2 separate regions of the Homo sapiens genome follow, and region 1 is linked to region 2. Evidence: read pairs that join two places in POLR2A ChIA-PET (ENCODE). Cell type or tissue: OCI-LY7. All regions are shown on one strand. Each heading gives the region's core, and the rest is flanking DNA. Links, peaks and the distances in the headings are about the cores only.

Region 1 (4,400 bases), core at 329-4,328, 130 kb before region 2:
GACACAGCGAGACTCCATCTCAAGAAAAAAAAAAAAGAAAAAGGCCAAGCGTGATGGTTCATGCCTGTAATCCCAGCACTTTGGGAGGCCTAGGCAGGCAGATCATGAGGTCAGGAGATCGAGACCATCTTGGCTAACACAGTGAAACCCTGTCTCTACTAAAAAATACAAAAAATTAGCCAGGTGTGGTGGCACACACCTGTAATCCCAGCTACTTGGGAGGCTGAGGCAGGAGAATCACTTGAACCCGGGAGGCAGAGGTTGCAGTGAGCCGAGAATGCACCACTGCACTCCAGCCTGGGTGACAGAGCGCAACTCCGTCTCAAAAAAAAAAAAAAAAAAAAGGAGGTTAGTAAATGATCCCCCCAAAAGAAGCAATAAATTATGAATAGATCTGACGTAAAATACTAACTTCTATTCCCAAAGGGAAGTTTCCTTGTTATGCCAGCTGTTCACATCTTAGGGAGACACATGCACTTTTGCTACCAAATAGTAAAGACAGGGTCAAGCGCTTGAGGGGTTCCACAATGACTGATAAAACATTTTTGCATCAGTCAAGTATAAACATTTCTGCACTAAACATCCCAATACCAAATTCTCACATACCCCCTCACCCTTCTTAGGAGGGTCCAAAATGAACCCAAGATCACACTTTATTCTTTGGCAATGTCTTGATTAATTTGTAATGTAAGGTGCCAGTTTCTTATCAACAAGCAGGAAATGAAGAACCAAATCCCAGCGTCCTTCTCAGGAGCCAGACTACAAGAAGAGGAGCGCCCAGAGGGCCAAATGGGCCCCTCTCCTGAGAGTCTTATATTTATGGTTTCTTCCCCATATATTGGCTCAAGTAGGACACATACTTGAATCTCTCTCTCACATTATTTTCTCATGTGTTTTATATAGATGTGTCTGCCTTACTAGAAATTTTGGCAAAATGATAAAGCAGTTTCTTTTTCTTTTCTTGAGATAGGGTTTCACTCTATCGTCCAGGCTGATGTGCAGTGGTGCTATCATAGCTCACTGCAGCCTCGACCTCCTGGGCTCAGGTGATCCTCCCACCTCAGCTTCCTGAGTAGCTGGGACTATAAGCACACACCACCACATCTGGCTAACTTGAAAAAAAAATTTTTTTTGTAGGCTGGGTGCAGTGGCTCACACCTGTAATCCAAGCACTTTGGGAGGCCGAGGCCGGAGGATCACCCGAGGTCAGGAGTTCGAGACCAGCCTGGCCAACATGGTAAAACCCCGTCTCTACTAAAAATACCCTGACTCTACTTGGGAGGCTGAGGCGAGAGAATGGCTTGAACCTGGGAGGTGGAGGTTGTAGTGAGCCAAGATGGCACCACTGCACTACAGCCTGGGCAACAGAGCAAGACACCATCTAAAAAAAAAATAACAATTTCTTTTTCTTTGGTAGAGATGAGGCTTCACCATGTAGCCCAGGCTGGTCCCATAGTTATCTATTGAGTCTACCTGAGCATGAAGCTAATTTGGTTTCTGTGATTTTGTGCATTTGGTTTGCTTTATTTTTGGAGGAGAGAGTTTTGGAGGGTAAAGGGCCTCTTCCTCCCCAAGTTGCACTGTGTGGGCAACCACCTTGTTCTCATTTGCCTGTGGCTAGTTTATAGATCACATAAAAGCAGGTAACAGTGAATAAGGCTTCTCTAAGAGCTTCTGAAAGAGCAGCCCAGAACCCCTGACAGGAGAGTGCAGGTGTCTGTGAAAATGTGCACACCCACGGTAACTTTTGGAACAAGCCTCACCTTTCCGTAGGGCCCTGCCTATGATGTACTTTTCTTTGCTCTCATCATCTGAGAACTGTTGTGGATGAGAACTATTCTTCAGTGCAGTTTGAGGCCTGAGATCATGCACCTTCATTAGCCATACACTATTATACACACACACACACTCACACCTCCTGGACATTTCCCTTCAAACTCATTAATCTCCATGTAAATCTCTTCAGAAAGAGATAAACAAACAGGCTCTGTACTAATAAGTGGTAGTGGTTGACTCCCAAGATCTATTCCACCTCTATGACTAGTATTAACTATGCCCATCCCCCTTGGCACTGAATGGATTAAAACAGGAATGTAACCTAGTCTTGGCTAATGAGCCATGAGAGAGAGTCTCCTGCCTCTGGGAACAGTTTCCTACCCATAGTACAGATCCATAAGAAGGAGACAGTCTCTCTTCTTCCTCTGGTCTGGACTTTGTTGTATCTGTGATACCTATAATGACTGTAGCCACCTTGCCACCAGTCAAGTAGGAGCCCAGGGCCAAGAAAACTATCACAACGTTGGGCTGGAGCCCTGCGATGTAGCATGCCTGGAATCCATCCTGCCTCTGGACTTCGTGCTATATGACATAATATATTTGATTACGCCAATTGGAGTTAGGTTTTCTGTTACTTGCAGTGGAAAGCAATTTAGCTGATTCAGATGCTGTCTGTTTTGTTGCTATAACAGAATACCTGAGAGTGGGCAATTTATAAAGAAACAAGGTTTATTTAGCTCACAGTTCTGCAGGCTGGAAAGTACAAGAAGCATGGTGCTAGCATCTGCTTGGCCATGAGCTAGGTCAAAACATGATGAGGGTCAAAGGGGAAGTGAACATGTGTGCAAAGAGATCAAAGAGGAGGAGGAACCTCACTTTATAAAACCTCCTTTCAGAGGAATTTTTTTTTTTTTTTGAGACAGCGTCTCACTCTGTCACCCAAGCCGGAGTGCAGTGGCAGGATCATGGCTCACTGCAGCTTGACTTCTCAGACTCAGGTGATTCTCCCACCTCAGACTCTCAAGTAGCTCAGACTACAAGCACATATCACCATACCCAGGTAATTGTGTGTGTGCGTGTATTTTTAGCAAAGGCGGGTATTCGCCATGTTGCCCAGGCTGGTCTCAAACTCCTGAGCTCAAGAGATCCGCCTGCCTTGGTCTCCCAAATTGCTGGGATTACAGGCATGAGCCACTGCACTTAGCCAGGGAATCTATTCCTGGAGCAGTCCAGTCTTGTGAGAGAGAGAACTCACTACAGCAAGAATGGCACCAAGTCATTCATGGGGATCCGCCCCCCATGATTCAAACACCTCCTACGAGGCTCCACCTCCAACACTGCCACATTGGGGATCAAATTTCAACATGAGTTTTGATGGAAACGAAAAAACCATATCCAAACCATAGCAGATGCACTATAATTTTCATGGGCAAACTTAATTGTTAGCAGTCATCTAATGTCATATATTTCTCCAATTACTCATCTACTCTACTGCTTTGAGTAAATAATTATAATTACTAATATTCTGTGGGTTCAAAGGTATTAGTTGTTGATATGGAGGAGAGTCTGCTGACTTGTTTTAAAAAGCAATATTTCATGCCTGTAATCCCAGCACTTTGGGAGGTCGAGGCGGGCAGATCACCTGAGGTCAGGAGTTCGAGACTAGCCTGGTGAAACCTTGTCTCTACTAAAAATACAAAAATTAGCCAGGCACGGTGGCGGGCGCCTGTAATCCCAGTTTACTTGGGAGGCTGAGGCAGGAGAATCACTTGAACCACAGAGGCAGAGGTTGCAGTGAGCCGAGATCACGCCACTGCACTCCAGCCTGGGCAATAGAGTGAGACTGTCTCAAAAAATAAAAATAAATTAAAAAAAAAAAAGCAATATTGCTTGTATTCAACTAATTTGTAATCCTTCCCTATCCCTCCCACCGTCACTCATTAGCATGTAGCACTGGTTAGCGTAACATTGGAAGTAGCCATGAAAATTCATCAAAAACCAATGATGAATGAGTTGATCAAACTACAGCCACATGGACCATTCCAATTACCTCTAGATGCCTGGACATAATTATGGGAAGAACTGCCTTCTTATCAATAGACATAAAAAGTACTTCAGCCTGTAATCCTAGCACTTTGGGAGGCCTAGGTGGGAGGGTAGTTTGAGCCTAGGAGTTTGAGACCAGCCTGGGCAACAAGCAAGACCTCATTTATACAAAAAATAAAAAAAGCCAGGCGTGGTGGCATGTACCTGTGGTCCCAGCTACTCTGGAGGCTGAGGTGGAAGGATTGCTTGAGCCCAGGAGTTCAAAGCTGCAGTGAGCTGTGATTGCACCACTGCATCGGGAGACAGAGTGAGACTCCATTTCAAATAAAAAAAAAAAAAGGACTTTGGAAAATATAGTATCATAGTTTTGATCAAATTATTAAGGGTGATTTAATTTGCCATGTAGTTATGATTAACATGAGTCCCTTAACTTTTCTGTTTTTGTAATGAGTGAGGTAAGGTCCAGCATTGTTGCCCTTTTGGACATGATAAATGTGTCATCTCAGTGGGGAAAGGAATGCAGGCGAACAAATGATGATGAATTGGACCACATGTATGTAGTTAACAAATCCAAAGTT
Region 2 (4,343 bases), core at 1-4,000:
AAAAATTTTCATTTATTTTGTACCTCATTCACATGAATAGTAATGTGACAAACTAAAGTTAATACATGAAGCATTGCAATATGGAATTTTGCACATTTTTGTTAGCTTTACATTATTTGCTGATACCAACTTTTGGTAGGAAGGAAAACAGGGAAGGTGATTGCTGCTATTCTGGAATGTGTCCATTGAAAAGAAAATAGGCGCTTTGTCTCCTACAATCTTAGAGAAAGTTTTACATACTTAAGTGGGTACCACAGATAGGCATGTACCTTAAATTCAAATCTACAGTTTTACAAAATGTTTTCCTTTGTGTGCCTTTCCTATGTCAAATTAGCCAGAAGGAAGAAGAGACGTTAAGAATGGCAGATAAATTTAACAGGTAATGATACAGAGATTGGCCATTACGCCAGCTCTCAGGAGAAAAACAACTAGGATGTCTTGAAACCCGTGCATTTAATTTTAGAAATGGCAAATTTGTAAGCGTGTCATTTAAGTAATTTGATGCTCAGTTTTAGGGTCTAAGTTGACCTCGAGTGAGCCATGCAAAAATAGCTTTAAAATTATACATGAGCAGCTCAAAGTAAACGTGTATTTTTTAGTAACAATGAAATTGTCAAATTTCAAGATTTTAATAACAGGACAGTTCAACTAATAAACTTTATTGCATACAAGATTTATTGCAATGTGGGAAAATTAAAATTCTCAGTCTCAGAATTCTTTCTGCAGTTGTGATTCTTGAATAAATGCCTCAGCACGATGTCTGGTATGTAGTGGATGTAGGCACTCAGTAAATCTTCAGATGAATGTGCTAAATGATCACTCAGTGTCTTGAAAGAAAATCTTTAAAAGAATTGAACTTCACATTAAAATTTGTACTGCACTATTGGGGCTATGACAGTATAAGGATATTTTTATAAGTAGAAGTTATTTGATACTTGACTTTAGGTAAAAAGTGGAAAATACAGACCAGCTCTTACGTGGTTGCAGATGGGTGTGTGTGTGTGTGTGTGTATGTGTGTGTACAGCATCTTGCTCTGTCATCCAGGCTGGAGTACACTGGCATAATTGCGGCTCACTACACCCTCAACCTCAATCTCCTGGCCTCAAGCGATCCTCCCACCTCAGCCTCTCAAGTAGCTGGGAGCACAAGTGCACACCACCATGCAAGCTTTTTTTTTTTTTTTTTTTTTTTTGTTGTTGTTGTTGTAAGTAGAGACAGGGTCTTGCTGTGTTGCCTAGGCTGTCATCAAACCGCTAGGCTCAAGCAATCCTCCTGCCTCGCCCTGCCAAAGCGCTAGGATAACAGGCATGAGCTACTGTTCCCAGTCGGCATGTTGTGTTAAATGCTGACTTCTAAGCCCTCTTGCATAGCATCTCTGTGATAAGAACTTGACCGGTATTAGATCATTTGGTCCTATGGAGAGCCTGTGAAAAAACTCAGGCTTAGTGACATAAAAATTTTTACGAAATCCCACTAATAGTTAATGGGGTGCAGGAATTTGGACCCAAGTCTCTTAATTCCAAAACCTGTGCTTTTAAAAGCGTGTGTCCCCAATTACTGGCTGTTTTGGCAGACTGCACAGAACCTTGAAAATTGAATTTGAATCTGAAGGTAGATTTTCTTGGCACATATTTTGGTGAAAGTTTGCATTGTTTTATTAGAAAATGTTTTTGGAGAACTTGATCTTGTAAAACTTTATAGATCCTTCACAAAAAATAGGCAATATCAGCTATGCATGTTGGTATATGGTATAAAGTATTTTCTTTCTCATAAGTTTATACAACTGATGTCAGATATTAATACCTACAGAATGAACCTTTTTACTTTCTATGTAATACTATCTTCTGTATTAAAAAATTTTTCTAATGGAATGGAATTGTAGACTGAAAGAGACTGAGGAAGCTTACCTCAAGAGTGTGAAATCAAGTGAGGAAAAGGACAGAATTTGCATTTGTTCCAGTGCAACTCTAGCAATAGGCAACCAGTGTATGTGTGTGACTATAAAATAGACGGTCACAAACCTATTTCAACATCTACATCTGATGGGGGAGAGGGTGCTGAGGAGGGTACCCCTCAGGGCAAGAAAGTCTGTATGCATACTGTGTTCATCGCATTTTAAAGATTCTCCTCTTAAGCTTGCCTACAGACTCATGCAATACTCCTAAGAGTCCTTTTTTTTTTTTTTTTTTTTTACCAAAATTAGTATTATCCAAGTTTGTAATAAGGCATCCATATTCTCCAGTCTTCCCTTGAGCTAATTAAAAATTAATGCAAGCCACCAGGCCCGGTAGCTCACACCTGTAATCCCAGCACTTTGGGAGGCCGAGGTGGGCGGATCACCTGAGGTCGGGAGTTTGAGACCAGCCTGACCAACATGGAGAAACTCCGTCTGTACTAAAAATACAAAATTAGTCGGGCGTAGTGGCACATGCCTGTAATCTCAGCTACTCAGGAGGCTGAGGCAGGAGAATCACTTGAACCCGGGAGGCGGGGGTTGTGAGCCGAGATCGCTCCATTGCACTCCAGCCTGGGCAACAAGAGTGAAACTCAAAAAAAAAAAAAAAAAATGTAAGCCATTTTCATAGAAATGAAAGTTTGTAATCATTAAGGCTATACAAGAGTGCTATAGATTTTTAAAAGCAATTCCAAAAGAAGCGTGGCAAGTGCTTTGGTGTTTTTCAATCTAGCTTCACACCAGATTTTCCTAGAAAAGCTTTACAAAGAAACAAAAAAGTAATGTCCCTCGTGGAGATTATTATTTAATAAGCCTGAGGTGATTCTTGTGGGCAGCTAAGTTTGAGAACCATTGCTTTTGATTGTACATGGTACAATAAAACATAAACTTCCAATTTCACTGATCAGATGAGAATGTTGATGTGATTTGCAAGTTGTGGGGTTTTCTTTAACATAATTTATCTGCAGTTACAATGCCTCATCTGGTTAAGACAACATGTTGATCAAATGAGGTTTGATTACAAAGTGGACCAGTTAATTTCAAGCTACTTACTCATGGTCACAGATGACAGTATTAATCACAGCTAACCAACTCTCAGTGGATCCTAATGGGTAGGGGGAGGAAGAGGGAGAATTGGTAATAGTGTCTTCCTAGGCAAAGGGCAACCTGTGATCTTACCATTTTAATTAGGTATTCCCACTGGGAGAAGTTGAATTTAGAAACCAAGTGTTCAAAGCTCAGTGACCTCTATCCCATTTCTAAGAGTTTAGATAGCAACACTAAAAGAGTGATTCTAAGTCTAAGAAAAAAGCGAGTGCCTACTGAACAGATTTGGATTTTTTTTTCCCCATAGCAACCATTGGTTGTGAAGCAATTTAGTGAGATCTGGGTGACAAAAATTGAGATGTTTGTACCACCAACTTTGTAAGATCATAAACATAAGTATAAACCGTAATCTTGGCTATTTTTATTGCAACCTAGATGATGCAGTGTTTCTACTGAGATTTAGTCTTTGATGATTGTCAATTTAATCTGACAGGAGGTGACTCCCTTAAGAACCATGGTACTCCCAACTCCCTAATACTCAAATGTAACTTTTGGGTTTTTTTTTTCGAGACAAAGTCTTGCTCTGTTGCTCAGGCTGGAGTGCAGTGGCATGATCTTGTCTCACTGTAACCTCTGCCTCCCAGGTTCAAGCGATTCTCCTGCCTCAGACTCCCAAGTAGCTATGATTACAGGCGTGCAGCCACCACACCCAGCCCATTTTTGTATTTTTAGTAGAGACAGGGTTTCACCATGTTGGCCAGGCTGGTCTGGAACTCCTGACCTCAGGTGATCAACCCGCCTCAGCTTCCCAGAGTGCTGGGATTAGAGGTGTGAGCCACCATGCTGGGCCCCAAACATAACTTTTGGATTATTTCTCACTAATGAGCTTTCATAGAATGATCCATATTCTCTTGAGCCACAAATTAAGAGAAATACATGTTTGTAAAACTTTTATGTCTTGTAAACAAAATGAGACTCATAAAACTAATTTCATCAAATTAGTACACAGATTAAGGTCTTAAATATGTAAGAAAACCTATGAACTCTTTGGCAAAATCAAACTCCAATTCTCGAGATTGGTTAAGCAGGAAGGGCCCCTTTCCAGCCTGTACTTTGGCCCCTAAAGATGCACCTTCCCTTTGGAGACTCACTAATTATTGCTGTTCTCATGACCCTGGCCACAGTAATTGCTCCTTCGGCCTGCATGTGGATACACAGCCTATTAATGTTTACTTCTCCATATAAATTTCCTTTTCCATAGGACTTAACAATACATCCAGTGGCAGTACTGAGTGATGCATGGCTTTGTCACTACTGTGGGAGACTTTCCCTTCTACAACC

Evidence for each region. ChIA-PET counts read pairs that join two places held together with the same protein. Peaks named below come from ENCODE experiments on the same cell type or tissue, not always from the same donor. Only the 100,000 strongest peaks of a DNase experiment are listed, where the experiment ranks them.
Region 1: POLR2A ChIA-PET joins it to region 2 with 6 read pairs; 5 of 35 experiments call an interaction of 5 or more read pairs at or near these places.

What each region holds. Positions count from the first base shown.
Region 1 is chr2:224,593,715-224,598,114 of GRCh38, reverse strand. No RefSeq gene overlaps it. Among named protein-coding and RNA genes, the nearest start is that of CUL3, 11 kb to the right of the region's middle. In OCI-LY7, for the core only: no CTCF peak of the experiment used is centred there; a DNase peak (open chromatin) is centred at 2,624; H3K27ac peaks cover 735 bases.
Region 2 is chr2:224,466,521-224,470,863 of GRCh38, reverse strand. It overlaps CUL3 (cullin 3), which reads left to right. Exons shown (of 16, transcript NM_003590.5): 16 at 1-714. Among named protein-coding and RNA genes, the nearest start is that of FAM124B, 67 kb to the right of the region's middle. In OCI-LY7, for the core only: no CTCF peak of the experiment used is centred there; no DNase peak of the experiment used is centred there.